Linked DNA regions of Homo sapiens: region 2 is linked to region 1. Evidence: read pairs that join two places in POLR2A ChIA-PET (ENCODE). Cell type or tissue: A673. All regions are shown on one strand. Links, peaks and the distances in the headings refer to the core of each region. The heading gives the core; the rest is flanking DNA. Region 1 overlaps PRTFDC1 (phosphoribosyl transferase domain containing 1). Region 2 holds the start of LOC105376456 (a long non-coding RNA gene).

What was found. ChIA-PET counts read pairs that join two places held together with the same protein. Peaks named below come from ENCODE experiments on the same cell type or tissue, not always from the same donor. Only the 100,000 strongest peaks of a DNase experiment are listed, where the experiment ranks them.
Region 2: POLR2A ChIA-PET joins it to region 1 with 12 read pairs; 2 of 35 experiments call an interaction of 5 or more read pairs at or near these places.

What each region holds. Positions count from the first base shown.
Region 1 is chr10:24,914,958-24,930,764 of GRCh38, reverse strand. All of the region lies in intron 3 of PRTFDC1 (phosphoribosyl transferase domain containing 1), which reads left to right. Among named protein-coding and RNA genes, the nearest start is that of PRTFDC1, 30 kb to the left of the region's middle. RefSeq lists a cis regulatory region at 9,228-9,238 and an enhancer at 9,161-9,305. In A673, for the core only: no CTCF peak of the experiment used is centred there; a DNase peak (open chromatin) is centred at 9,234; H3K27ac peaks cover 1,045 bases.
Region 2 is chr10:24,768,302-24,784,108 of GRCh38, reverse strand. LOC105376456 (a long non-coding RNA gene) reads left to right here and starts at 5,935. Exons shown (of 3, transcript XR_930757.3): 1 at 5,935-6,157; 2 at 7,458-7,647. In A673, for the core only: no CTCF peak of the experiment used is centred there; no DNase peak of the experiment used is centred there.

The DNA of each region.
Region 1 (15,807 bases), core at 4,803-12,802:
CAGGCAGCCTTATTATATTTGTACTACACATAATGAAACAGACACCTGAGATGTTCAGTAACATGCCCAAGGTCAAGCAGCATGTAAGTGGTGGATCTAGTATTTAAATCAAAGTTCCACGCCAGAGCTCAAGACTGTGACCACTGGAGTGTACAGTCTCCCTAGAGATGTGTTGAGATAAATTAGGCTAAAAGGAAGAACATTTGACCAAATGAATCAGCATTATTTTTTCTTGAGCTTTATTTTGACATTCACCTAACCCGGCTAAGCCAGCTTCTATTATTGCTGGAAGAATGACAATATCCATAAATAGACAATTACCTGCTTTTTTTTCTGAAATGTTTTATATGTTGAATTAATAAGCTATCAAGTAGTACCTTCTAAGAAAATGAATATTAACACTGGGTTTTTCTGTAAATTATGGAAAACTATGCTTTGCTTTTCCTCTTTCTGCCCTGCACCATGGAGATACTCCACAAGACATGAACTTTCACTCTACCTGCTTGTTCTCTGGATTCACTTAAAGCTTGCTTGCTGCTTTTAGGAGGCCAAATCCAGAAAAATTCGGAAAGAACCTTGAGCTTCAGGCTTCATACTAACTCCTGAGCATATAGAGACTCGAATCAAAGAGAAACAGGCATAATTCAGCAGTCCCTTGAGCTACCCGATTGTGTGTGTGTGTGTGTGTTTGTGTGTGTGTACATGTGTTTAGAGGCAGGGTCTCGCTCCATCACCCAGGCTGCAGTACAGTTGTGTGATCATAGCTCACTGCAACTTCAACCTCCCTGGGATCAAATGATCCTCCTGCCTCAACTTCCCAAACAGCTAGGACTGCAATCAGATTTAGTGTGTTTTGAGAAAGCTCTATCAGGGTGGAAGTGGGAGGCCTTTTGGGATATCTATTCTAAGGGACTTTGAGTGGAAAAACAGGAGGATTTGAGGGAAGTATTGTTAGGTGCCAGCAAGTGACTTTTTAGACAGCTTTTTTGTATGTGGATGCATTATTTGCCAAGTTTTTTCCCTTTATTCTCTCTCAAATGTTGCCCTGGTTTAAAAGCTCATTAATTTATATGCAATCCAATGTGAGGATAAAGTGTAATTCAGAGGTGCAACATTCTGATCTCATTGTTTCCCACCAATTTGGTTAGCTAACCTCTGTACAAAATACAATCTTCAAACTACAACTTCAAGGCTTTAAAAATTGAGGATGAATGTTATTTTAGGCAAGCCACAGTTGCCCTAGATCCTGCCCCATGTTGTTTGAATGTGCCCTGCTTTGTATGAATAATTCCTGCATGTTGGCAACACCAAGAGATTTTTTGGAGCTAAAATACAACTCACAGTGTAACCACAGTAGGGCCGAGAGATTTGCCACACAGGGGATGTGGGCCCCTGGGGAAGCTGGCGTTCGTATTAAAGAAGCTCATTAGAGCTAAGGGTTAGCCACAAACCTGCTCCCTTGAGGGAAGAGAAACGCTAAATACATTTTTTCTCTCTCATTCCCACAGTTCAGAACAAAGGGTTTAAATCAGTCAGCTCTTGTTATCTGTGCTTGTGAGGAATGGGAACAGAATGGATAAGCCAGGTTCAGTGTCTTTAGTTTTAGTGAGTAGTCTTTACCCTACACCAGGGTGAACTTTTGCTGAACTGTTTCCAAGTAGCAAGGGTGCCTGGAATTGAAAGCCTCCCTTTCTTTCTTTCTTTCTTTCTTTTTTTTTTTTTTTGAGACGGAGTCTGCCTCTGTCGCCTAGGCTGGAGTGCAGTGGCTGCGATCTCGACTCACTGCAAGCTCCGCCTCCTGGGTTCACCCCATTCTCCTGCCTCAGCCTCCCGAATAGCTGGGACTACAGGCGCCCGCCACCACGCCCGGCTAATTTTTTTGTAGTTTTTTAGTAGAGACAGGGTTTCACCGTGTTAGTCAGGATGGTCTCTATCTCCTGACCTCGTGATCTGCCTGTCTCGGCCTCCCAAAGTGCTGAGATTACAGGCGTGAGCCACTGCGCTCAGCCGAAAGCTTCTTTTTCTTGGCACGGTGGCTCACACCTGTAATCCCAGCACTTTGGGAGGCCGAGATGGGCCAATTACCTGAGGTCAGGAGTTCCAGGCCAGCCTGGCCAACATGGTGAAACCCCATCTCTACTAAAAATACAAAAATTAGCTGGGCGTGGTGGTGGGCACGTGTAATCCCAGCTACTTGGGAGGCTGAGGCAATAGAATCACTTGAACCCGGGAGGTGGAGGTTGCAGTGAGTTGAGATTGTGCCACTGCACTCCGGCCTGGGCAACAGAGCGAGACTCTGTCTTAAGAGAAAAAAAGAAAAAGAAAGCCTCCTTTTCTTTCTGAGACAGGAAATCTGTGTTTAGCAGAGTCTCACCTTGGGCTTTGGGTGAAGAAAAAAGACTCCAATTCTTTGAAGATAGTAGAAGAGTTCCTCAGTTGTGGGGGGGTGCCAGATGGGTCCAAAGTAGGTTTATAGGTAAGCACATGCACACACACATACATATTTTTAAGTAAAAATGGAGAGGAAAAATAAAGAAATAGGAAAATAGAAGAAAATAAAGGACTAGAAGAGGGAAGATGAGAGACCACAAAAATTCTAAAACTTACCATATTTCACTAAATCTAAAGGCATCATAGATTGTTACTTTATGTACCACTATGAAAGAAAAAATGCTCTAAATTAAGCCATGATTTGACATGGATTGTATGTAAGATGCATCTTGATTTGGGAGATATTATAACAAAAAATGTGTAACTTGGAGTTAGTGAAAATTGGTAGCGCCTCATCTTTTTCAGCAATTTTATTTGCAAGTGTTCAAATAGCTGAAATATAACAGAAAACATTGTCTTTACTCTTTGGTCATTTAAAAATCTTGGGTCCTGTGCCGGGTGCAATAGCTCACGCCTGTAGGATCCCAGCACTTTGGGAGGCTGAGGCAGGCAGATCACAGGGTCAAGAGATAGAGTCCATTCTGGCCAACATGGTGAAACCTCACCTCTACTAAAAGCACAAAAATTAGCTGGACGTGGTGGTGTACACCTGTAGTCCCAGCTACTCGGGAGGCTGAGGCAGGAGAATCTCTTGAACCCAGGAGGTGGAGGTTGCAGTGAGCCAAGACTGCGCCACTGCACTCCAGCCTGGTGACAGAGCAAGACTCTGTCTCAAAAAAAAAAAAAAAAAAATTGGGTCCCGCAATATCACTTCAATACTCTTTTGCAAACAGTTGGGTATTTCCTTTGAAGCTACAGATTTTTTCCATGTTAGTGTCTAAAATATTTTTTAACATCCTCAAAACATTTTTGCAGACTTCAAAGGGAGAGTTATTAACTAAAGAGTACATCAGGAATAGGCCTGGGTGGTTTGAATCAGTTCATATAAATCATTAAAAATTAATCAGAAGTATTTATGAAAACCAGAACATAATTTCTCTGTGACCTCTGGATAGAAACGCTGAAACATCTGTCTTATTCCTATGTGTACTGAAACAAAGAGTATTGACAGTCCTGTTTTCTCTTTGACTTTTGGTTTTTAAGAGGTATTTATGATGGGCTTTCAGCAGGGCATGGATGAAGAAACTTGGCATGAAACAAATATCTAGTTTGGCCTAAAAAGAGATCATCTAGCATTGCTCTAGGCAAGTTTACTCTGAGATAGTTAATTCTATGAAGTGAAATTTTTTTTTAAAGTGAAACCAAAGCCCATTTATGTAATAAGGTTAATCTCAGTATTTTTTGTTATCACTCCTTACAGCCTTTTTATTTTATAAATATCCATGCATTTTCTTGACATACATTCTTCATATTCAAATTTATTCCTCTAGAGAGATTCTCATTAGAGTTTGTTTTTCCTTGTGAAAAGCAAACACTGAGAGGGAAAATAAGAGAATGATGCAGAAGGAATTATTAAATTATAGTATCAATCCAGTGTTGAGAGATCACTCTGGGGACAGAGCTGTGCTCAACTTAGCTGACTGCAACAGGCTGGGGTTGAATCCAGGACCAGGAACAGGACCCGGCCCTGGAGCAGACATCTCGGGGAATGGACTCACTCTGCTACAGATGTGAGTTGAAGTCCAGTGCAGCAGGGGTCATAAGTAGTTGAAAGATGGATGAAATGGCCGGACGCAGTGGCTCATGCCTGTAATCCCGGCACTTTGGGAGGCCGAGACAGGCAGATCACTTCAGCTCCGGAGTTCGAGACCAGCCTGGGCAACATGGTGAAATGCCAGCTCTACTGAAAATACAAAAATTAGCCAGGTATGGTGGCGGGCGCCTGTAGTCCCAGCTACTCAGGAGGCTGGGAAGGTTGCAGTGAGCTGAGATTGTGCCACTGCACTCCAACCAGGGTAACAGAATGAGACTCCGTCTCAAAAAAAGATGGATGAAAGATCACAGCCTTCAGAACTCCAAGTATTAGGTAGCCAGTATCAGCCCACTTGTGTATGTTGGTACCACTGCTAATAAAACATAATATTCACTGAGTACTTAGGGCCAACTATTGTCCTAAGTGCTTTATATCTATTAGCTTATTAAGCCCTTGCAAGATCCTTATAAAGTTTCACAGGTAAGAGCATGGAGGCCAGAGGGGTTAGCTGGGTTCCCAAGAACACACAGCTAGAAGTGACATCCAAACTAGGTCCTTTAACACCATGTCTGTCTCCTGGATCTGTGGAAGAGGAAAAGGACTCCAGTCCCTAGGAGGTGGACTGGCAGGAGAAGAAAGCCCTCTAGTTCTGCAGGAGTACTGGGCAAGTTCCCAGGAAGAGACGTGGGCACAGGACAAGGGACAAATCCAGAGCACACAGTGGATACTGGAACTTGGGAACAGAGCAGAAAGACCAAAACCATTGTGAGAGGCATAACATTCAGTTGCTGGGCATCAGACTCCAGTTGGCTGCCTAGCAGTTCCACAGAGTTCCAACCCCACCTAAGGTCGGATTTCTTCCTAGCGATTTGATGAGGTCGAGCCAGTAGATGAAGTGGGGATAGGATAGGGAGCAAGTGACTTAACAGTTAGGAGGGAGGAAGCTGGAAACTAGGAAGGGTCAGACCCACAAGAAAGTGTATGTGTTATTAGTATTAATCACAACAGATGCCTGAAGATTTCAGTTGTATTTCACGTTGTCTGCATTTCCTCCGTTTATCATTTGAAAGCTTGCTGGTCCCATGAAACTTAAGCATGCTATGTATATATACAAAAAATATGCTTGTATTAATCTGTTCTCATGCTGCTAATAAATACATAACTGAAACTGGGTAATTTATAAAGGAAAGAGGTTTATTTATTTTTTTAATTATATTTTAAGTTCTAGGGTACATGTGCACAATGTGCAGGTTTGTTACATAGGTATACATGTGCCATGTTGGTTTGCTGCACCCATTGACTCGACATTTACATTAGTTATTTCTCCTAATGCTATCCCTCCGCCAGCCCCCGACACCCCCTCCACAGGCCTCAATGTGTGATGTTCCCCGCCCTGTGTCCATGTGTTCTCATTGTTCAACTCCCACCTATGAGTGAGAACATGCAGTGTTTGGTTTTCTGTCCTTGTGATAGTTTGCTAAAAATGATGGTTTCCAGCCTCATCCATGTCCCTGCAAAGGACATGAACTCATCCTTTTTTATGGCTGCATAGTATTCCATAGTGTATATGTGCCACATTTTCTTAATCCAGTCTATCATTGATGGACATTTGAGTTGGTTCCAAGTCTTTGCTATTGTGAAGAGTGCCACAATAAACATATGTGTGCATGTGTCTTTATAGTAGCATGATTTATAATCCTTTGGGTATATACCCAGTAATGGGATCCCTGGGTCAAAGGTATTTCTAGTTCTAGATCCTTGAGGAATCACCACACTGTCTTCCACAATAGTTGAACTAATTTACACTCCCACCAACAATGTAAAAGTGTTCCTATTTCTCCATATCCTCTCCAGCATCTGTTGTTTCCTGACTTTTTAATGATAGCCATTCTAACTGGAGTGAGATGTTATCTCATTGTGGTTTTGATTTGCATTTCTCTGATGACCAGTGATGATGAGCATTTTTTTTTCATGTGTCTGTTGGCTGCATAAATGTCTTCTTTTGAGAAGTGTCTGTTCATGTCTTTTGCCCACTTTTTGATGGGGTTGTTTTTTCTTGTAAATTTGTTTAAGTTCTTTGTAGATTCTGGATATTAGCCCTTTGTCAGATGGGTAGATTGCAAAATTTTTCTCCCATTCTGTAGGTTGTCTGTTCACTCTGATGATAGTTTCTTTTGCTGTGCAGAAGCTCTTTAGTTTAATTAGATCCCATTTGTCTATTTTGGCTTTTGTTGCTGTTAGTCTGATGGGCTTCCCTTTGTGGGTAACCCAACCTTTCTCTCTGGCTGCCCTTAACATTTTTTCCTTCATTTCAACCTTGATGAATCTGACAATTATGTGTCTTGGGGTTGCTCTTCTCGAGGAGTATCTTTGTGGTGTTCTCTGTATTTCCTGAATTTGAATGTTGGCCTGCCTTGCTAGGTTGGGGAAGTTCTCCTGGGTAATATCCTGAAGAGTGTTTTCTAACTTGGTTTCATTCTCCCCATCACTTTCAGGTACACCAATCAAACATAGATTTGGTCTTTTCACATAGTCCTATATTTCTTGGAGACTGTGTTCGTTTCTTTTCACTCTTTTTTCTCTAATCTTGTCTTCTCACTTTATTTCATTAATTTGATCTTCAATCACTGATATCGTTTCTTCTACTTGATCGAATCAGCTATTGAAGCTTGTGCATGCGTCACGAAGTTCTCGTACTGTGGTTTTCAGCTCCATCAGGTCATTTAAGTTCTTCTCTACACTGTTTATTCTAGTTAGCCATTTATCTAACCTTTTTTCAAGGTTTTTAGCTTCCTTGCGATGAGTTAGAACATGTTCCTTTAGCTCAGAGAAGTTTGTTATTACCGACCTTCTGAAACCTACTTCTGTCAACTCCTCAAACTCATTCTCTGTCCAGTTTTGTTCCATTGCTGGTGAGGAGCTGCGATCCTTTGGAGGAGAAGAAGAACTCTGGTTTTTGGAATTTTCAGCTTTTCTGCTCTGGTTTCTCCCCGTCTTTGTGGTTTTATCTACCTTTGGTCTTTGATGTTGGTGACCTACAGATGGGGTTTTGGTGTGGATGTCCTTTTTGTTGATGTTGTTGCTATTCCTTTCTGTTTGCTAGTTTTCCTTCTAACAGGCCCCTCAGCTGCGGGTCTGTTTAGTTTGCTGGAGGTCCACTCCAGACCCCGTTTACCTGGGTATCACCAGCGGAGGCTGCAGAACAGCAAATATTGCTGCCTGATCCTTCCTCTGGAAGCTTCATTCCAGAAGGGCACCCACCTGTATGAGGTGTCTGTCGGCCCCTTTTGGGAGTGTCTCCCAGTCAGGCTAAATGGGGGTCAGGGACCCAATTGAGGAGGCAGTCTGTCCGTTCTCAGAGCTCGAATGCTGTGCTGGGAGAACCACTGCTCTCTTCAGAGCTATCAGACGGGGATGTTTAAGTCTGCAGAAGTTGACTGCTGCCTTTTGTTCAGCTATACCCTGCCCACAGAGGTGGAGTCTAGAGAGGCGGTAGGCCTTGCTGAGCTGTGGTGGGCTCTGCCCAGTTTGAGCTTCCCAGCCACTTTGTTTACATACTGAAGCCTCAGCAATGGTGGACGACCCTCCCACTGCCCAGCTACAGCATCACAGGTTGATTTCCGACTGCTGTGCTAGCAGTGAGCAAGGCTCCATGGGCATGGGACTGCTGAGCCAGGCACAGACAGGATGGAATCTCTTTGTCTGCCAGTTGCTAAGACTGTGGGAAAAGTGCAGTATTTGGACAGAAGTGTACGGTTCCTCCAGGTACAGTCTGTCACAGCTTCCCTTGGCTAGGAAAGGGAAATCACCCAACTCCTTGTGCTTCCAGGTGAGGCAATGCCCCACCCCACTTCGGCTTGCCCCCTATGGGCCGCACCCACTGTCCAACCCGTCCCAATAAGATGAACCAGCTACCTCAGTTGGAAATGCAGAAATCACCCATCTTCTGCATCAATCATGCTGGGAGCTGCAGACTGGAGCTGTTCCTATTCAGCCATCTTGGAAGCGACCCAGGAAAGAGGTTTAATGGACTCACAGTTCCATATGGCTGGGGAGGCCTCACAATCATGGCAGAAGGCAAATTAGGGGCAAAATCATATCTTACATGGTGGCAGGCAAGAGGGCATATGCAGGGGAACTCTCCTTTATAAAACCATCAGATCTCATGAGACTTATTCACTATCATGAGAACAGCATGGGAAAACCCCACCCCTGTGATTCAATTACTTCCCACAGGGTCCCTCCCATGACACATGGAGATTATTACAATTCAAGGTGAGACTTGTGTAAGCGCACAGAGCCAAACCATATCAATGCGGTAATCAGTTTAACTGATATATACCTGATCTTTTCCAAAAAGGATCTAATGATGTATTTTATTAATTATGCCCAGATAATTTCTCATTTTCTGCAGGAAAATAATTGCAGGCAGCAAAATATTAACAATTATCCTTATTTTATGTTAGGTTATTTTTATCAACATTTTGTAACTGATATAGAATGTAAAATTTAGCATCAAGACCAGGAAAATCTTTTTGAGATTACATATTCCATTTGTATTTTATAAAACACATGAACTTTAAAGTCTAGGAAAGTTACCAGGAAATAATTTGGATTTGGTGGGAAAAAGCAACACAGTTGGATATATAATAAAATGGTTTGGGGAAAATATTTATGGAAAAATAATGCCTTTGACAATTGTTTATGATGCTCATTGTACTATAATAAAGTTTGAGTTTAATGGTTTTATTGTCGTTTTAACCCATAGTGTATATTCCTTTCTTGCATGAGTTTGCCATTATTAAACACAGCATTATTGTTAATCACTCAGGTAATTCAACATGCTTACAATCTGTAGCTTTCAAGGACAAGAATTATTTAATTTTCTACTTATTAATTTGGGATTCATTTGGAGGAGGACAGTTTTGACATTTTTTTGTTTGCCTAGCTTTTTTTTTTTTTTTTTCCTAGAGAACAGAAATGAACTCAAACAGACATTGACAAATAGGAGAATAATGTCATTAAAAACAGGATGACTCTTGGTGAGGAAAAGGGCACAACAGTACGTCAAGGGCCCCCACAGCCCACGCCACAGAGAGGAATGACTAGGCAGGAGTGGAAAGGAAAAGGCCAGCAGTTGGTGATGAGTCAGCAGTACTTTTGCTAAAAATGCTAATCTAATACAGCAGTGGGAAGTGTTGGTTAGCATGTGATCATCGAGGCCTGGAATGACTCCTTCCTCTCTGCAGCTCTCAGGAGTCCCTGTTGAAGGACCGGGATGGGGGCTTTGGTGCCCTATAGACCTCTGTGTGTTGTTTTGGGGTGTGGATCCTCCTCTAATTAGGAAAGATAGCTAGAAGGCAGGCTCAGAAGTCTGCCCCAACTCACACTTCCAAAATTCACATTGGCGTGTGTAAGAGATCTGAGAAATGAAAATGTGTGATATTCTCCCTCATCTTCATATTAAGATAATTTCTTAGGACAAAAATGATTTTTAAACATACCCCTTACTCCAGCGATATCTGAGCCCTGATCACTCAGGAAGTGATAATGACACCTTTGTTTTTTGTTTTTTTGTTTTTTTTTTAATCACTTGTAACCGCTGTGTTGTAGGCAGGGAAATACTTAACCATGAAAGTGACATATTCTTGTTTTATTCCTATACTTAAAGCAAAAGCTACTTACTTTCAGTGTAGGTCAATTTAGATCTGCAAAACAGAATACCATTTTAGATGCTTTGAGGCAGTGTTCCTGTAACAGAATTGTTAGTAATTTTAGAAGATTAGTGAAATATTTTATTTTGAAAACCATTATGGAATTCCATGTTTGTTTCTTTTAATGGATAAATTTAAATATATATCAAATGGATAGATTATTGTAGACTTTTTCAGGGATAGTTATTTTTCCATCAGCAGTACTGTTAGACTACTCTATGCAGAATACATCTACTAGAATGACTTATTTCCTTTTTTGAAAAAAAAATTGAATTTTATTTTAAGTTCCAGGATACATGTGCAGGACGTGCAGGTTTGTTACATAGGTAAATGTGTGCCATGGTGATTTGCTGCATCTATCAACCCATCACCTAGGTATTAAGCCCCACATGTGTTAGCTATTTATCCTGATGCTGTCGCCGCATCTTCCATCCCCAACAGGACCTAGTGTGTGTTGTTCCCCTCCTTGTGTCCATGTGTTCTCATTGTTCAGCTCCCACTTGTAAATGAGAACATGTGGTGCTTGGTTTTCTGTTCCTGCATTAGTTTGCTGACTATAATGGCTTCAAGCTCCACCTATGTTCCTGCAAAGGACATGATCTCCTTCCTTTTGATGGCTGCATAGTATTCCATGGTATATATATATATACACACACATATATATATACACACACACTCATATATATATACACATATATATATAACATTTTATTTATCCAGTCTATCATTGATGGGCATTTGGGTTGATTCCATGTCTTTGCTATTGTGAATAGTGCTTCAGTGAACATAAGTGTGCATGTATCTTTATAATAGAATGATTTATTATATTCCTTTGAGTATATACCCAGCCATGGGATTACTGGGTCAAATGGTATTTCTGATTCTAAGTCTCTGAGGGATTGCCGCACTGTCTTCCATAATGGTTGAACTAATTTACATTCCCACCAACAGGGTAAAAGCTTTCCTATTTCTCCATAGCCTCACCAGCATCTATCGTTTCTTGACTTTTTGATAATCACCATTCTGACTGGCATGAGATGGTATCTCATTGTGGTCTTGATTTGCATTTCTCTAATGATTTGTGATGTTGAGTTTTTTTTCATGTTTGTTGGCCACTTAAATGTCTTCTTTTGAGAAGTGTCTGTTCATGTCCTTTGCCCATTTTTAATGGTTTTTTTTTAATGTAAATTTGTTTAAGTCCCTTGTAGATTCTGGATATTAGCCCTTTGTCAGATGCATAGATTGCAAAAATTTTCTCCCATCTATAAGTTGTCTGTTCACTCTGACAATAGTTTCTTTTGCTGTGTGGAAGCTCTTCAGTTTAATTAGATCCCATTTGTCAATTTGTGCTTTTGTTGCAATTGCTTTTGATGTTTTTGTCATGAAATCTTGGCCCATGCCTATGTCCTGACTGGTATTGCCTAGATTTTCTCCTAGAGTTTTTATAGTTTTGGGTTTTCCATTTAAGTCTTTAATCCATCTGGAGTTAATTTTTGTATAAGATATAAGGAAGGGGTGCAGTTTCAATTTTCTGCACATGGCTAACCAGTTCTCCCAGCACCATTTATTAAACAGGGAGTCCTTTCCCTATTGCTTGTTTTTGTCTGGTTTGTCAAAGATCAGATGGTTGTAGATGTGTGGTCTTATTTCTGAAATCTCTATTCTGTTCCATTGGTCTATGTGTCTGTTTTTGTACTTGTACCATGCTGTTTTGGTTACTATAGCCTTATAGTATATTTTTAAGAGAAAGACTTATTTCTAATATATCCTAAGATATCTTTCTAGTTTATTAGTACCAGGTATAGGATTTTAAAAGTTGAATTTGATTTACTTAAACTAATAATAATATATTGATTGATTACTATTGAAAGTACTATTTTAAGTGCCTTATAAATATTATTTCATTAGTGCCCACCACAACCTGATAAGTAAAGTAATTTATTATCCCCATTTTACATGTAAGGAAAGTGATCCACAGACAGTTTAAGATAGAGCTGGCCGAGAATGGGGCTAAGATGTAAAACTACACAGGCTGATTCAAGAGCATGGAGGCCACAGTCTTTCCACACTGCTTCCCAGAAGGAGGGCCCCATTACCACCGTTCACTTTGGCAAGGAACTCATTTTTATGGGTTTTCCTTTGTTCATTTGTAAAATGATGAGGTTGGATTTCAAGATCTGTAAGGTCCCTGACAGATTTGAAGTTATATTATCTTTAATGTCTTGGAACGTCTATTGAAAAAGGACAGATTGGACCAGGCATAGTGGCTCACACCTGTAACCCTAGAGCTTTGGGAGGCTGAGTGGGGAGGATTGCTTGAGCCCAGGAATTCAAGACCAGCCTGGGCAACATAGTGAGACCTAGTCTCTACAAAAATCTAAAAATTAGCCAGGCATGGTGGTATGCATCTGTAGTCACAGCCCTTGGGAGGCTGAGGCAGGAGGATCCCATGAGCCCAGGAATTCAAGACTGCGGTGAGCTATAATCCTTACTGTACTGTAGCCTGAGCAACAATGTGAAACCCCATTTCTTAAAATAAAAATAAAATAAAATAAAAAAGATATTAACCACACATATTTGATTTGCATTCTCCACTAAAATGACATGGATATATATAATATGATATGATATGATATGATATAGTTAAAAGTGACCTCATATGACAAACTGGACAAGAGAGAAGACAGCAGGTCCAGAGAACATGAATGTAATGGCATGGAGATAAGTTGGACCCAAGTGCCTGCAATGAATGACACCAAAGAAGAACCCAGTTAAATGAGGCCTTGAGAGACTTAGTGCTCCAGCAATGTCAGGGACAGCAGGCAATGAGATGATGTCATTGTGAAGATCATTGGGACTCCCTGGTCCTCCACCCCACTTCCATTGTTGGAAGTCAGGTGACAGCTCTCCTCCCCTCCCACCCAGCCTCATCCCCTTCTACCACTATTGCAGGAAACTGAAGATTAATTTTTCAGAAAAAAATGAACCAAAAAAGTACCAAAAACACGGACACCAGGTAAAACAGAGGCCTGGGGAGATCCAGCTAAACTTTTTATATGAGATTCTGAGACCATCAGCTCTCTTCCTTAGCAGCCGGGCATGTGACCACTCGTAGCCCCCACCAATGAGGCACTGAGGTTTGACAGTGAATGTTCTTTGAGGAAACTGAATGGTTGTAAAGAAAAGACCTCCATCTATTGCATTTGGGACTCCCCCACTGAAAAGGACATCTGTCTCCATGGGAATCCACTAGTAAATCCATCTGTCATCAATCTCTGCCCCCTGATGGACACATAACTCTTTCCCATCAGCTCTTTTGGTGTCTCACTTAGAAGCAAGGAGCACAGTGTCTAGCATGAAACACCAGATGAAACAGAACAAAATAAAACTAAAAAACCCTAAAAAAGGAACCCCAAGAAAATAGAGCGAGAACAGAGAACAGAAGAAAACATCAAAATATTATGTTTAACATTCCCATGGAGAAAGAATAAAATCTTGGTATCTCTAAAGTAAGAACAAGAGTCTGTAACAGAATAAGAGAAGACAAATAAGAGGAGAAGAAAAATTTCTCGGAAGTTAAAAAAATGTGTACTGCAACAGACACACTTGCTTTTTCTATCCAACAACCATCCCTACCCCCACCACACTTTCTGCATCCCATTGCAGAGGCTGCTCACACCAGCGGCTTGCTTTCCCAGCCTCCCTTGCAGTTAAAAAATGGGGCATTTGACACAGTAAAGGGAAGACTGCTGAGAGTCCTCCCAGAGGGAATGGTTTACTTCCCTGATGAAAAGTAGATTATGGGAGGAAATCTCGCTCTCTTTAGCAAAATGTTATTTTGTCTTTAAGTGACTCCTGGAACTATGGCAATCTCCTTGGGTCATTGAAAAGACAAGCATATGAATGCAGCTAATTACTGAGGATGGCAAAGGGGAAGGGGACAGAGCCTGGATCCTCGAATACACCATTGAGCTGAGGATCTACATACAGGGTAATGAGAAGATACACATATATGGTAATTGGACTGTAAGGGAAAATCTAAAGTTTAGGTGGAAGAGATAGCCTTGTTGGGAAAGAGGTGATGTTATTGAGGGTTCCAACAAGCCCTAAATTGCATAGCCCATTCACTCGCCAAATAGTTACACTCGTATGTCAGGATTTTACATTCTAGGTAAAACAGACAGGAAATTGAAAATAAAACAAAACGAGAAAAGAAGAAATATGCCAAAAAGTGGAAAATGCTGTGGAGAAAAAGAGACAGAGTAGGCTGGAGGGGTTGTGGGGAGTGGTCAGAGAAGGTGTAAGTAGCGCCATTGAAGCAGAGACTTGAAAGAAACAAAGGCTCCCCATGCAGACAGGGGAAGTCAGTCCCAGGAAGAGGAAGCAGCAAGTGCAATGGCCCTTAGGTGGCAATGTGCTTGACACATTTGAAGAAAAGCAAAGGAGGCCAGAGAAGAGTGAGAAGAAATTAGTCAGAGGTGACTTGGAGAAATAATGAGAGGTGAAATCTTGTAGATTCTGTCAGGCCACTGTATGGAGTTAGCCTTTTTCTCTGAGTAAGTAGGAAGATTTCACTGGGTTTTGAGCAGAATGTCATTATCTGACTTATATTTTAAAGAATAAGTCTGTGTGTGGTGCTGAGAATAGAATGAAAGGGGTAAAGGTTGAGCAGGGAGATGGCTGAAAAGATATTGCAGTAATTGCAGTGAGAGATAACGATAGCTGGAACCTGGATGGTCACAGAGGAGCTGGTGAGCAGTATTTGGATTTCTGTATATATCTTATAGGTAAAGACAAAGCCATCACCCATACGTGCTGATGAATTTTACATTAGTGGACATTGACATGGCTGTAAGGTTTCTGGCCTGAGCAAGTGTATAAACTGAGTTGCCATTTACTAAAATGGGGAAGATTGTGAAAAGAGGAGCTTTGGAAAGGAAACCAGGGGTGTGGTTTTGGAATATTTTTCCTCCTAAACATCCAAGATAAGCAGGCAGTTGGATATACCAGTCTGGAGTTCAGGGAAGAGAGGCAGAGGATTAAGATGTTTGTTTAAACGTGGTCAATGTATAGAAGGGATTTAAAGCCGTGCTGAAGAATGGGTCATCCAGGGAGTGAAGGTGGATAGAGAAGAGCTCTAAGGACTGATACCTGGAGCTTCCCACTATTTGGAAGCTGGGAGGACAAGAAGAAACTAGTAAAGCAGTCTGAGGAGGAGCAACCAGGGAATCATGTCCTGGAAGCTGAGTGAAGCAAGGGCTAATCAGCCACTGAATGCAGTTAATAGAACAAGTAAGAAGACTGAATGTTGACCACCATAGTTAGCAAGATGGATACTGTTGTTGACCTTGATAAGGGCTCAAGTGTCTTTAAGAACAAAGAACCAGTCAGGTTCAGCCAAGGATGATGTGTCAGCAGTAGCAGCCTCTCTGGACACCCAGTTATGGGAAGTGGAGTGAAACAGTGAAATGACCCCTTGCCTAGGGAGTGGGCACAATTCCAACATTGCCTATAGGGATATGGAAGCCAAATGTGAGAAATGGTCATGAAAAGGAACATAAGAAGCTCTGATTTTACCATTTAAGTCAAGCAGTTATGCCTTTTGGAGCTGTTATTTATTTGGAAGCACATTAAAGGAAGCTAGAGGACCCATTTCCCTGTCCAAATGTCAGGAGTCTTTGAAAAGGCAAGCATAATGAAGAGAATATGGAAACCATAAACACAAACTTTAGAATAAAGACGCATCTGGTGCAAATTCCAATATCACATGCTAATTTTTGATACCAAGTTACTGAACCTTTCTGAATCTTAGTGTTCTCTTCTATAAAATAAGGCTAGCCATGTGTGTCTCATGAGATTGTTTTTTTCAACTTTCATATTAAATGCAAGGGGTGCATGTGTAGGTTTGTTACATGGGTATATTGCATGAGGCTGAGGTTTAGGGTTCGATTGCACCCATCACCCAGGTAGTTAGCATAGTACCCAGTAGGTAGTTTTTCAACCCTTGAC
Region 2 (15,807 bases), core at 4,140-12,139, 150 kb after region 1:
AAATGGAGATAACCGTCTGATCATGACTGTCAATAATTCATCATACCCTCTTTTTATGTCTCCATGATGCAGGTTTAGGAAAGCACTAACAGCCCTAGCATTTCCAGCCAACAGTGGTCTTGAGCTTAGAAGAAGTGGAGTTGCTAAGGATCTCTCTCATATTTCCTTTATTTAGATTCATTATCCAAAGTTGAAAGTCAATGACACCTTAATCTTTATAAATAGCTGTCTGTTTGGTGCAATCTGAACTTCCAGAGTGATATGGTTTGGATTTGTGTTTCCATCCAAATCTTATGTCAAATTGTAATCTCCAATATTGGAGGAGAGGCCTGGTGGGAGGTGACTGGATCATGGGGGCGGAGTCACCCCTTGCTGTTCTCGTGATAGTGAGTGAGTTCTCACGATACCTGGTTGTTTGAAAGTGTGTAGCACCTCCCCCTTCTCTCTCTTCCTCCTGTTACGGTCATGGCCTTCCACCATGACTGTAAGTTTCCTGAAACCTCCCCAGCCATGCTTCCTGAACAGCTCCTGAACTGTGAGTCAATTAAACCTGTTTTCTTTATAAATTACCCAGTCTCAGGTAAATCACCCAGTCTCTTTATAGCAATGTGAGAATGGAGTGATTTTGCATCATTCATTCTTTTTTCTTTTTGTAGACATGGAGTCTTGCTATGTTGCCCAGGCTGGTCTCAAACTTCTGGCCTCAAGAGGTCTTCTCACCTCAGCCTCCCAAAGCACTGGGATTACAAACGTCAGCTACCATGCTCAGCCTCATTCATTGATATAGTTAAACATTTGTTGAGGACCAGCTCCATGCCCCTGCTGTGCCTGGTAATGAGGATAAGGATCAGACAGTCACTATTCATGGAGTACCTTGAACACCCAGAGGAAGAGCTCATGAAACATGGCCAATGGGAATCATGGAAGACCTCTCGGTGTAGGTGGTGATGGAGCTGTCATGTGAACAAACAGGAGTCAGCCAGGGGCTGAGTAGGGGAAGGGCAGGCAGGATTGTGAAGGTAGAGAGAAACCTTGGCACACACTGAGTATGGAAATTAATTCTTAATGGCAGGAGTGTGGGGTGTATATTAGGAGAATGGCAGGAGATACTGACAAAAGTAAAGAGAGATTTTGAAAACAAGCCTTGGGAGCCATTTGATTTTTTTTTTTTTTTAATTTTTATGCCGGGCAAGATGGCTCACGCCTGTAATCCCAGCACTTTGGGAGGCCAAGGCGGGCAGATCCCCCTGAGGTCAGAAGTTTGAGACCAGCCTGGCCAACAAGGTGAAACCCTGTCTCTACTAAAAAATACAAAAATTATCTGGGCGTGGTGGCACACACCTGTAGTCCTAGCCACTTGAGAGGCTGAGGCGAAAGCATCACTTGAACCTGGGAGGCAGAGGTTGCAGTGAGCCAAGATGGTGCCACTGCACTCCAGCCTGGGCCACAGGGCAAGACTCCATCTCAAAAAAAAAAATTATTTTTAGAGATGGGGTCTTGCCCTGTCACCCAGGGTGGAGTGTAGCGGTGCCATCATAGCTCACTGCAGCCTCAAACTCCTGGCCCCACGATATCTGGCTTCAGCCTCCCAAGTAACTGGGACTATAGGAGTGCACCACCACGCCCAGCTAATTTTTAAATTTTTTGTAGAGTCAGAATCTTGCTATGTTGCCCAGGCTTGTCTCAAACTCCTGGGCTCAAACCATCCTCCTGTCTTGGCATCCCAAAGCATTGGGATTATAGGCATAAGCCACCATGCTTGGCTGGATTTTAGATTTTATCCTGAAGGTATCCGGGGGCTCCTGAAAGATTTTCTTTCACTGGATGGTGACATGACCAGATAAAGCAGACGGACCATATGTCAGGACAACAAAACAATCACACATGGAAGGCCACACATCCTCAGTGGCTCATGTGGGCCCAAAGAAACAGTGTTGCCACAAAAGACACCAACACAAGTTTCAGAAAACTGGATGCTGTCCTTCATTCCTACTGAATTGTATTCTTAGGGGCAGGGAGAGTTGCTTTTGTACTCTGTACTACGAAGAGATACCTGGTCTAAGAGACATGTGGTAGGTGCTCAACAGATGTTCGTTGGATGAATAAATAAAGGAAGGAATGAAGGAATGAACAAATGAGTGGTTCTGCCTTCTGGGAGAAGAGGGAACAGGTATAATCCCTCTTTGATGGGATTTCATATTCGACTTTCCGATACTTGGAGATCACTATTTCTTTTATTTATTTATTTATTTATTTAATTTTTTTGTAGAGACAGGGTCTCACCATGTTGCCAAGGCTGGTCTTGAATACCTGGCCTCAAGCGACCCTCCTTGCCTCGTCCCCCCAAAGCCCTGGGATTATAGGCATGAGCCACTGCGCCCTGCCTGGACTGTTATTTCTCTTTTTTTTTCTGAGACTCACTGCAAGCTCCACCTCCCAGGTTCACGCCATTCTCCTGCCTCAGCCTCCAGAGTAGCTGGGACTGCAGGCGCCCACCACCACTCCTGGCTAATTTTTTGTATTTTTAGTAGAGACGGGGTTTCACCGTGTTTGCCAGGATGGTCTCAATCTCCTGACCTCATGATCCGCCCGCCTCGGCCTCCCAAAGTGCTGGGATTACAGGCATGAGCCACTGTGCCCGGACGATTGTTATTTCTTTAGTCTGATATTTGCAGGTTCTGCATTCTTAGCTCTTTCAACTATTCTTATGTGATGTCATTTTTCCCTACCATCCCTATTGAATTTGTTCTCATCTGTCATATCCCCCCTGGTTAAAATGTGGTCCCAAGAAAGAAACGAAGGCTGAGAGTAGTGGTTTATGCCTGTAATCCCAGCACTTTGGGAGGCTGAGGCAGGTAGATTGCTTGAGCTCAGGAGTTCCAGACCAGCCAGGGCAACATAGTAAAACCCCGTCTCTGCAAAAAAAAAAATACAAAAATTAGCCCAGCGTGGTGGTGAGCACCAGTAGTGTCAGCTACTCAGGAGGCTGAGGCAGGAGGATCACTGGAGCCCAGGAAGTCAAGGCTGCTGTGAGCCATGATGACACCACTGCACTCCAGCCTGGTGACAAGCAAGACCATGTTTCAGAAAAAAAAAAAAAAAAAAAAAGGAAACAAAAGGCTCCAGGGATAAAAAGAAAAAGAGAGAGGCAAAGGCTCCAGGTGAGGCCGGGCGTGCAATGGCTCATGCTTGTAATCCCAGCACTTCGGGAGGTTGAGGCGGGCAGATCACTTGAGCCCAGGAGTTCAAGACCAGCTTGACTAACATGGTGAAACCCTGTCTCTACTAAAAATACAAATAATTAGCCAGGCTTGGTGGTGAGCGCCTGTAATCCCATCTACTCAGGAGACTGAGGCAGCAGAATCACCTGTGCCCGGGAGGCGGAGGTTGCAGTGAGCAAAGGTCACACCACTGCACTCCAGCCTGGGTGACGGAGTTAAGATTCTTTCTCAAAAAAAAATTAATTAATTTTAAAAAGGGTCCAGGTGAGCTCTGGCCTCGGAGAAGGCTCTCAGGACTCTGATTGCTTTTCATCTCAGTTTTACCTAGCAAACACTTAACCCTGGTGACTTATATTGTGCCTATAGTAAATTAAAATCCTGAAATATTTTTCATATATTTCACTTTTATGCCATATCTCCTTCCACAAAAATAAACTAAAATTTTAGCTGGATGTGGTGGCTCATACCTACAGTCCCAATACTGAGGCAGGAGGATTGATTGAGGCCAGGAATTCAAGACCAGCCTGGGCAACAAAGCGAAATTCTGTCTCTACAGAAAAATTAAAAATTAGCCAGGTGTGGTGGCGTGCACCTGTAGACCCTGCTCCTCAGGAGGCTGAGGTGGAAGGATCATTTGTGCCCAAGAGTCTGAGGTTGTAGTGAGCTAAGATTGTGACATTGCACTCAGCTTGGGTGACGGGGCATGACCCTGTCTCAAAAAATAAATAAATAAATAAATAAAATTTAAATATTTCCTCTATTTGGTATATATGGCTTACATCTTTTAGACACAAGTGTAGAGTTCTACATTTAGTTCTTTTTAACCTCAAGTCGCTTTCTTGGACCCATTATTGCAGCCTATTAAGGTCATATTAGCTACATCCTCCAGCTTCATGTCATCTACAGACATGATCAATGTGCAATCAATGCCCTAATTCAAACCACCAGTGGAAATGTTTAGCAGGCTAGATCCTTGTGGCTTAGCAACTAGAAAGTTCTCTCAGGCTGGGCTTTTTCAAACTGTGGTGGTGATCCTTCACTGGATAGTGAAATAATTTTATTGACTGAAAATAGCATTTTTTAAAAATAGCATAGAAAAGAAGAGAGTATGTCAGAATTTATTGCATGTAGTAAGTGCAGGCTTTATTTTGTGAAACTTTTCTTTCAGTCATACACACATACACACACATTACTAAGGTCTATATAACACAACCACAGACAGATACAAATAATATAATTACATGAATCACATAATTAAATTGGAGAATAAATATTGTACTACTTCTTTAAAACATAGTAAATAGGTTAACATAGAAATGAATACAGAGCCCCATTATTACACTTCTAATTCTTGACTTTTTTTTTTTTTTTTTTTTGAGACAGAGTTTCAATCTGTAGCTCAGGCTGGAGTGCAGTGGTGCAATCATAGCTCACCGCAGCCTTGAGCTCCTGGGCTCAAGAGATCCTCCCACCTCAGTCTCCTGAGTAGTGGGGACTACAGATGCATGCCACCACATGCAGCTAATTTTTAAAATGATTTAATTTTTGTAAAGACAAAAATTACTTACAACATTGCCCAGGCTGATCTCGAACTCCTAGCCTCAAGCAATCCTCCCACCTTAGCCTCCTGCATCACTGGGATTATGTATTCATGAGCCACCACCTGGCCCTTAATTCTTGAAAACTAAAGCTCTAATCGTTTAACAATCAAAGAACACTCTTCTATTGACAAGTGTTTTGTAAAACTATATTCTAGAATATTCCAGGGTATTACAGTGTCTCAGGACCACTGTGGAGTCCAATCCCAGTTTAAGTAACTCTACTACTACTCTGTTTTTATATCTGTGGTGCTACATAAGATTTTATTTGGGTAGGGGGGAAGGAGTTTCTCCTGGCTTGAAAAAAATAAAAGGCCAGGTTCAGTGGTTCTACCTGTAATCCTAGCCCTTTGGGAGGCCAAGGAGAGTGAATTGCTTGAGCCCAGGAGTCCAAGGGCAACGTGGTGAGACCCCATATCTCTACAAAAAATACAAAACTTAGTTGGGCATGGTGGTGCACACCTGTAGTCCCAGCTACCTGGGAGTCTGAGGTGGGAAGACCACTTGAACCCGGGAAGTTGAGGCTGCAGTGAGCTCTGATTGTGCCACTGCACCCCAGCCTGGGTGACAGAGTGACACCCTGTCTCAAAAAATAAATAAATAAGAGATTGAAGTCTACTAACAAAGACCAGGCTTCCTAATAAAACTGGTTAGAAAACATCCTTGACTTGCTGAGTTCATAAGCAAATATATTGTCATCAATAAAGTTTTTTTTGTTGTTTGTTTGGTTGGTTTTTTTTTTTTTTGAGACAGAGTTTTGCTCTTGTTGTCCAGGTTGGAGTGCGATGGCGCGATCTCAACTCGCTGCAACCTTCGCCTCCTTGGTCAGGCTTGTCTTGACCTCCTGACCTCAGGTGATCCACCCGCCTCCGCCTCCCAAAGTGCTGGGATTACAGGCATGAACCACCTTGCCTGGCCAGACCAATAAAGTTTTGCCTGAAATTTATGTTAGGACCATTTCTCATGATGACTTATGTCCTTCTTTTCAACCTAAGCAATACGTTTTCTAGATCCTCATGTTCATGTATTGATTAGTAGTAAATTTGAAAATTATTTTTTTTTTGCTGTCAACAAATACCTTCCAGTGGTTGATATTAATAGTTCTGTAGACTCTCTTTGCATGTAATGGTCCTTGGCCTATAACTAGTTTTTCTTTTGTAAGTGTGTCAAACAGCTGTTCTCAGATATTCTAATTTGCTTTCTTCTAGGCATATGGTAGAACTGAACTTTGTTCTACTGAAATTGCTCATTGCCATGTGATTTGCTTTGGCGAATGAAATGAAACTGAAGGTGATGTGTGGACTCTTCTTGGGGGAGGCATTTCATTGCCAGTGACAGGTACCTTACTGCTCCCTTCCATGTCCCATGTTGATTAAGAAAATAACAGAGCAAAGCATTCTTGCAAACCCATGCTAAACATGTAGCATAATGAAAAATAAGCCTTTGCTGTCTTAAGCACCTGAGATTTGGGATGTATTTGTAATTAAAACATAAGCTAGTCCACGCTAATATGTGGTTTATCATACATTTATTTTCCTGTACATTAAGCTATATTTCTTCTTTGTTTTAATTTGTATCTTTGTTTCTATAGTGATAAATGTTGATTATTCTTCTTACAGCTCCATACTATTTATTGGGCTGTAATAATTCTCTCTTCTGATTTTCCAGTGGGTTTTCTTTTTCTGTGAAAGAGTCACATTGCAAGAATCTTTCTTGAATGACTATCAATAGTGGGATACTTGGAAGAAATACTTTTTTCATTATATTTGGCAAAGAAAAAATATACTTCTTTTTAGAGGATCTCCACCCTTCAGCTGCAACTCATTACTGTCTACCTAAATGCGCTAAACTAGCCAGAAAGCAAATGTTTCCCATTACAAATGACATTTATCAGCTAGTCTCAGGAATCAGTTTCCTTCAAAATTGATCTAGTTTGGAAGTCACAGTTATGACTCACTACTGGATCTTTCAGTGCTTTCAAAGTATAAAAGTACAATGGGCGATATGATTAACATTGACCCATTGCATCTTTTGTACGTATATATCAACCATAACATTTATTTCTCCAAGAAGACATATTTTTGGCTACCAGTATCAGAATGCCTTCCTTAATATGTCTGGTAGTCTTTCATTTGCATTAATGCTTTATATTTTGAAGTTTTTCATATAATGTATTCATTATTATATTTTTAGAATCTATTATTTGAGTTTGCACTGTTGCCCATACACCAAATTATATTGTTAAGAAAATGTTTAAGTAAATGCCATCCAGACTTGAAACCTGATTGAAGTATAAGAAGTCCCCAACTTCCATATGGGTTATGTTCTTAAGATTCATAGTCTGCATTTTGGAGCATGGGTGACATTTCCCAGAAATAATAATTCTGAGATTCATCATTAGTTCCCATCCCAGCCATCCAAAGCCGAGATAACCGCTAAAGTAATTGACATACTTCTTTTGTGTGGTCATCTTAGAAGTCTAATCACCATTTATAGTAATGTTTGAGAAAAACAATCCGTTGGCATTAACAAAAGGCATACATTGATTTGGAGAAAATGTTTGTACCCCTAACCTATCGTAGGAGAAGGGAAGAAATGTAAAGCACTAGGAACACATTGTATTTATTTATTTTTTTAGAGATGAAGTCTCACCATATTGCCCAGGCTGGTTTCAAACTCTTGGACTTAAGCAATCCTCCCACCTCGCCTCCCAAAGTGCCAGGAACACACTTATGTCTCTTACAGCCATGGAAACAATGAACTGCTAACATGTGTTTTTAGAAAGAATGTGGAAGTATGGGAACCTCTTCCTTTATGTGGTAATTGAGGTGAGTATCTTAGAACATCTGGTATGGCTTAGGATGGATGGTAAGGTAAAAAGATCTTTATAAATCAGACATTTCTCATTTCAAACTCAATTTCACACAGTGGCTTAAATGATACTTGAAACAGATCCATGTAGAAGCAACATAATGCAAAATTAACTCAAATGGGGTCTCACCTTCTCATTCTGACTTTCTAGTTGTAAAGTATTGATCATAATCTAATAGGACTATAGTCTAACAATAATTTTTAATGAGATGATGCAGCTTCAAAACTTACATTCCAACCAGTCTATCCCTACAGTGCTATGTGAAGAAGGATTGAAATGACTTTGAAACTCCAAAATTTGTCAATGTAGAACAAACAGTATCTGTTTATGTAGTCATAAATTATAGGTGCCCTGGTGTCCTGCCATCTTGACTCAAAGATGAAGTCGTTCAGTATTGAATCAGTAGGAACTTAGACTTTAGGTATTGTTGGCTCCAGTTTGAAAGCTATAAAATGGTGGCCTGCGGACAAGAGAAGGAACTAAAGAGGAAAATACATAACTCATTGAGGAATTTACCCAATTCTGCCTTTGACCATTATGATACAGTGCTATAAACTCAAGAAAAAGGGTTTTTTTTTCCCCTGCTAAGAACATTTTTTTCAAAGGAAATAGAGAATGAGATCAAAACAGTGCTTGAACTTTTGAAATCTTTTAGACACAGCTATGATTCAGGCATTCAATAACACTGACAGCAAAATCCTTCCCACCACGTCTTGAAGAGTGAAACTAGAGTCAACCGTGAGGTTAAATGGTCTTGAGAAGATTATCTTATTATTGTAAAACTGCCTAGAAGATGAATGGAATTTTCTCTAAGTCACTAGTATTAACCTGTTTGCTAAGTTGAATAGAGAATGCCAGGCAGTTTGAAAAATCTGGGAAAAGTTGAAGCAAAAATAAAAAGTAGGAGGTCTTGGCTGTAATTTTGAGCCAGGAGGTCTTGGCTGTAATGTCTCTTCTGTGCTCTACTAATTGCCTGGTCATTTTGACAACTGAGAGTTAATTTACCCTTCTGCAATGATATCTTCTTGGATTACTTGCTCTCTAGCTCTCTTCCAACTTTGATATGTTCATGTTTCAGTGACCTATTACTGTCAGATATAGGCATTTCTAGGTACTAAAAGGTGGACAGTCATTTATATTATGTCAGTGGTAAGTAGCAGTGGTAGCAGCAGGCTACCATTCATTGAATATTTATTACAGGCAAGATTCCATGCTGAGTCCTTTATATGGATTATCTCATTTAATCTTTGAAGTATCAGAGATTTGATATAATTTGCCCAAGTCCTCCCAGCTATAAAATGCCAGATGTAAAAAAGAGTAGGCTGGGCGCGGTGGCTCATGCCTGTAATCCCAGCACTTTGGGAGGCCAAGGCGGGTGGATCACGAGGTCTGGGCGCAGTGGCTCTTGCCTGTAATCCTAGCACTTTGGAAGGCCAAGGCAGGTGGATCACGAGGTCAGGAGATGGAGACCATCCTGGCCAACATGGCAAAACCCCATCTCTACTAAAAATACAAAAATTAGCCAGACGCGGTGCCAGGCACCTGTAATCCCAGCTGTTTGGGAGACTGAGGCAGAAGAATTGCTTGAATCTGGGAGATGGGGGTTGCAGTGAGCTGAGTTCACACCATTGCTCTCCAGCCTGGATGACAAGAGCAAGACTCTGTCTCAAAAAAAAGAGTAGTGGATATTGATCTTCTAGTCACTTGCTCAAAAGTTAACTGCCATAACAGCTTTGAATGAACACATAAATCTAATATATCCATTCTTTCTGAAAATCAGATGTCTTGTGTGTGTTGGCAACAGATTTTTGTTTAGGTGACATATGGATCTATTCATAGGTATTATGTGCACCACCTCGTGATTCACTGTTCGATAAATTTAAATTTTCATTAGCTAACTTAAAAACTTAATTCCTCTGTCAGTAGCCACAACTCAATGCTCAGTAGCCACATGTGGCTAGTGGTTACCATATTGGGTAGTGCAGATATAGAAAATTTCCAGCAACACAGAAATTTCTACTGGACAGTGTGGCTCTAGTGACTTCATTCTAATTCTCTCTTCCCTGCTCCTCCCAATGTCTCAGTTTTGTCTTAAGGTCAGCTTCATTCACAGTAGCAACAATAGCTGTAGAAGTAAAAACCTTCCCATCCCATCTAGAGGAAGAATTTTCTTTTGGGGTTGTTAGAAGTGTGAGGGAACTTTTTTCCCAGAAGTTTCATTATAATATTGTTATGCCTCATTGTTGCAAATGTGATTATATCCATATCTGAGTAATCCTTATGGCTAGAGAGATAGGATGTTCTGATTGGTTTAAGCCAATCAGGTTCACCCCTGGGGCAATTTCACTGTAATGACTACAATTTCATGGCTGCTATCCGTTGGGTTAGCAAAAAGATTCCTCCAAAACAAGTTGGAGTGCTTTAAACAGAAGAATGGAAGATAAATTTTGGTGAGCTCCATAAAGATATCCACCATACCTTTCATTTTTGCCATTTTTCTAAATCAATGTCAAAGGATGTGTTAAAATGCTGTGCTGAATGTCTCAGGACTCAGGCAAGAATGTAGCCTGAATTGTTTCCATAGTCCCAACAGCAAATTTTCCACTCCATACAATGGCCCTCCAAACTAACTGTTCTGTTTCAATATGGCCCAAGTCCTTAAAATAGTTTTAATGTAGACTATATTAAAAGATATGTATCTAAAAATTAGCTGGGCATGGTGATGGGTGCCTGTGATCCTAGCTACTCAGTAGGCTGAGGCAGGAGAGTCGCTTGAAGCTGGGAGGTGAAGGTTGCAGTGAGCCCAGGTCATGCCACTGCACTCCAGTCTGGGCAACAGAGTGAGACTCTGTCTCAAAAAAAAAAAAAAAAAAAAAAAAAGAAAGAAAAAAAAAGAAAGAAAGAAAAAGGAAGAAAGAGAAAAGGAAACATATGTATTTTTGGGTAAGTATCATAGGAATTATTGAATGCACCATAATAATGGATGTTCAAGTTCAAGAGTTTTGCGGAGACCCAAGGAAGAGACACAGTGAATGGGCAACCTCCCAGCTATGCTTGTGCATAAACTTGGGTAACTAAATTAACCTTCACTAGTTAGGGTTTTGTGCCACATTTCTCCCTCTGATACCTACAATGTAAGTCAATACAATAGCCACCATACATACCCCAGGTCTCTGGGTCTAAATTAATGTTTTCTAAAGCTCGTTGGCACTCTAGACTAGAGAATCTTTCTTAAGGTGAAGGATATTGTTATCCATTTTCCCCTAAATGGGAAGGAAATGGTGTCATTAGTCAATAAATACATTTCTTTCAAGTCTTTGCTTTCAGTTTTAATACATATGAAAACTGTGACTTCTTTTTCTTGTTGTTGTTTTGTTTTGCCGAGACAGAGTCTCTCTCCGTCACGCAGGCTAGAGTGCAGTGGCGCGATCTCGGCTCACTGCAACCTCCGCTTCCCGGTTTCAAGCGATTTTCATGCCTCAGCCTCCCGAGTAGCTGGAACTACAGGTGCATGCCACCACGTCCGGCTAATTTTTTTATATTATTAGTAGAGACGGGGTTTCACCACCAGACTGGTCTCAAACTCGTGACCTCAAGTGACCCACCTGCCTCATCCTCCCAAAGTGCTGGGATTACAGGCGTGAGCCACCGTGCCTGGCCTTATTTTGTTTTTAAAAGTTATATAAATGTATACCACAAGAGGAATTTTCCAACCTGGTCCTTCCTTAAATATAAATATACAAAAGAAGAATCCACACTAGTCTGTTTACAATGTAGAACAAAAAAAAAAATTGAAAAAGTCATGGTGATGAGTCCAGAATGTCCAAGCCAGTTTTAAGTCAGCTGGCCTTTGAGTTGCTAAGTGTGTTTATTTTTTCCATTCTCCTCTGAAACCATAGTTGCTACAAAATCCCAGAAACAGAACTGCAGTGAATCTACAGAACTACTTTATTCCATCAAACCCCAGTCAGCAAACTGTGATTAAATGGGTGTGAAGAATAAAACAGCCCAAGATTCCTAAAATGTCACATATTTGCAATTTGACCAAAATGGAACTGAGCCTGTAGGCTTGTCTCATTACTTTTTGGCAAGGGAAAAGGGAATATCCATGGAAATGCTCTTAAAATTGTCCTTGTTTTCTTTTGAAAAAAAAAGGCATCTATTTATAAAATAAATTTTTATTTTTATTAATTATTATTATTATTTTTTAGAGACAGAGTCTCCCTCTGTCACCCAGACTGGAATGCAATGATGCAATCATAGCTCACTGCAGCCTTGAACTTCAAGGAATCCTTTCACCTCAGCCTCCTGAGTAGCTAGGCCTATAGGAGCAAACCCCCATGCCTGGCTACACTAGTTTTTATTTTTTGTAGGGACAGAGTCTTGCTATGTTGCCCAAGCTGATCTCAAACTCCTGGCGTCAAGCAAATCCTCCTGCCTTGACCCTCCAAAGCACTGCAATTACAGGTGTGAGCCACCATGCCTGGCCCCTATAAAAATAAATTTTAAACCTAGAAAAAGGTGTTAATATACGCACAGAACAGAGGCTCTCAAAGAAGAATCAACCTACTCAAAACTTCGGTGTTTGCTGGATGTGGTGGCTTATGCCTATAGTCCCAGCACTTTGGGAGGCCAAGGTGGGAGGAGGACCACTTGAGCCCGGGAGTGCAAGACCAGCCTGGACAACATAGTGAGACCCAGCTGTATTTTTTAAAAAATTAAAATATATTTTAAAAAAAAACTTTGGTATTAGAATTATGCTTGGGGCAGTAGTGAGACAACTAAGCTTACATTTTAGAACATGTATTTGCCTTTATTGACTGCATTATAAAGAGATCTCTTGCCCTTAAAGTGGCTACCCTCTTTTCGAGGTCTACACACTAGCTCTTTCAGGACAATAATTGCAACTCTTCTCTGAACTAAATGAACTTGCGAGCTTCTCTAGACTAATAGAAAGTATTTCAATGACACTTGCTTATGATGGGGTCAGTTCTTCCTACGTAGAAATGCCCATTACAGAAATAAGCAGACTCAATATTCTTCTCACAGATGCTAACAATGGATTCCGTGGGTAGAACCGTTATCTTCTTGTTTGTTTGTCTGTTTATTTGTTCTAGTTTTTGAAAATGACAATAGCACACATGATTGTCCCATATTAGTTCCTTATTTAAGGCAGAAACTAAGTCCATCAGCTTAACTATCTCCAATGTCTTTCTTTTTTCTTAAGGTTAAAAAAAAAAGGAAATCAGAAAGTCAGAATTCTCTGCACCCCTCATTGCACACTTTTGCCTTTCAGGATGCATATTTGACAGTCTTGGAACAAAAGACATGCTGTTCCAGGCCTTATAGTACTATATAGTGCACTCATAAAATGTTACTCACCTTTAAATAGTCTTGTATGACTTTCAGATAATAACAGTAAATCACTAATTAGATGAAGAAAGAAAATACATATATGTCTTAATCAAGTTTAAACCTAAACAAATATAGAGCATGTTTAATTTACTTAAAGAATTGGCGAGGAAAAGTTGATGTACTTGTTAGTTGTATCTGCTGCTCTAATAGAAAGAGAAAGCTCCTAAAAATATTTATTAACCTATATTATTTTAACCACCACCACCCTCTAATGATGATCAGATTCAGAGTCTTTTCTCTTTCGAAGTCACTGACAAGAGCCGGCAGCATCCAAAATGAGTGTTTCCACAGGTTTCCTAGCAAAACAGACAAGAATGACATGAGTGAAAACAGAATATAGGCCTGAGAACAAATCTATTTTTCTGAAGAATGTTACAAAGAACAGGATGTAGTGTGATGTTAGGGGACATTGTCAGGAATGTCATTGGAGTGGAGACCTAGTTCTGGCACTCTAGATGCCAACCTTTTCACTTTCAGAGCGCTGTCTTTTCCTTTCCTTTACGCTCTCTAGAGTCTGCTCCCAACTCTGGAAAACTTTACTAATCCATATCCTTTGTTGGTATCCTTCTGCCTCCTAAAGCTTATGCCCCCAAATCTGTCTCTTTGGGATTCTCCACTGTGTTGTCTACCTCTCTCTCTCTCTCTCTCTCTGTCTCTCTCTCTCTTTCTCTCTCTCTCACTAACCTCATCAGTATCCTAGAACTAAATGTCCCCTTTAGGGGCATGATTCTCACATCAGTGTCTCTAAACCACTACTCAGTTCTGAGATCCAGAACTACATTTCCAATTGCCTGATCAATAGATTCACCTACAAAGCGCATAGGTAAACGACACTCAAGATTGATAGCTACCTCCTCAAAGCAGCTCTTCCTGTTAGGTTCCTATTTCTGTGAATGGCACCATTTTCCTCCTAATTCTCTGCTCCCAAAATGTCAGTCAGGTATGTCACTGATTTCTCTATTTCTTCTCATCTCCGATTTCTGTTGTACTGGTTTTCCCTCTACAGAATCTTTTGTATCCATTTCCATCCCGTTTTTAGGTCACTGCCATGGTTCAGTTTCACCTTGCCTCCTGTCTAAACTATTACAGTATATATTAAATCATCACATGTACACTTTAAATATATATAATTTTTATTTGTCAATTATACCTTAATAAAGCTGGAAGACAAAATAAAATAAACAATTAAAGTAGCCTACTAACTGCTGTCCTTATGCCTGGTCTCTTCTAATTTATTCACCATATGCTGCCAGAAAAAATCTTCCTAAGGCATAACTCTACATATATCATCCCCCAAAACAAATACTTCTATTTATTTTTATTTATTTATGTATTTATTTATGTAATTTTTTTGAGACAGGGTCTCCCTTGGTTGCCCAGGATGCTGGGCTGTAGTAACACTATCACGACTCACTGCATCCTCAACCTCCCAGGCTCAAGTGATTCTCCCATCTCAGCCTCCCGAGTAGCTGGGACTATAGGTGTATGCCAGCACGTCCAAGTCGGGGGACTATAGGTGTATGCCCAGCCAATAAACACATTTGAAGACTCCCATTTGCACATAAAATTAAATTCATACTTCTGCTTATCCTAGTTTCATTTTGTTTATTTACTTATTTATTTTTTTGAGATGGAGTCTTGCTCTGTCGCTCAGGCTAGAACGCAATGGTATGATCTCAGCTCACTGCAACCTTCACCTCCTGGGTTCAAGCAATTCTCCTGCCTCAGCCTCCCAAGTAGCTGGGATTACAGGTGCCCATGACCACACCCAGCTAATGTTTTTTGTAGTTTTAGTAGGGTCATGTTGGTCAGGCTGGTCTCAAACTCCCGACCTCAGGCGATCCACCCACCTCAGCCTCCCAAAGTGCTGAGATTACAGGTGTTAGCCACTGCGCCCAGCCTCATTTATTAATTAATTCAATGAATATTTATTTTTAAATGCCATAAACACAACAAAAAGTGAAAACGAGTGATTTCTGCCCTCACTGAATTTTCAGTCTCTTGTGGAAGATAAACATTACAGATATAGGCTTAAAAAAAGTTAATTCGAATTGTGAGCACTTTATGAAAGAAAAATAAAACTTATCTTGAAAGATTTAACCTGGTCTGAGAAGACTCTCTTATCGCAGTTATATATACATATACATAATATATGTGTAGCGACTTCGGTTTTCTGAAATCTTCTGCTCAAAACTGACCTTTAATTCAAATTGAACTTCTCAGCCCTTGATTAGGCCTCCTTCTGTGCTTTGTTCATGCTGCAGCTTTTCTTTATAACATATCCTATATATCCTTCAAATCCCACCTCTTCCTTGCAGCTCTTTTAGTAATTTCTTCTATATACTGTGAGTTCTTGCTCCTTAATCCCCCAATCACTTTATATTTACCTCTCTTCAGATGTGTGTATGTGAATGATCCAATAATCTTGTTAAAACCGTACTATTTGGAGGATACAAGGTCAATATACAAAAATCAATTGTATTTCTAGAAGTAATTAGAAAATTAATGTTATAAAATCCACTTAAAATAGCATTTAAAAACAAAACAAAACAAAACCAGAGACTTCTGTTTCCAGCCCAGATAGAGAAATAGAAGTTGATTTACTCTAACACATGAAGCAACCAAACAACAACAAGACAGATGAAATATATGAAATAATAGCTTTGAAGGCACTGAGTAGAGGCAATGAAGGACAGTGATC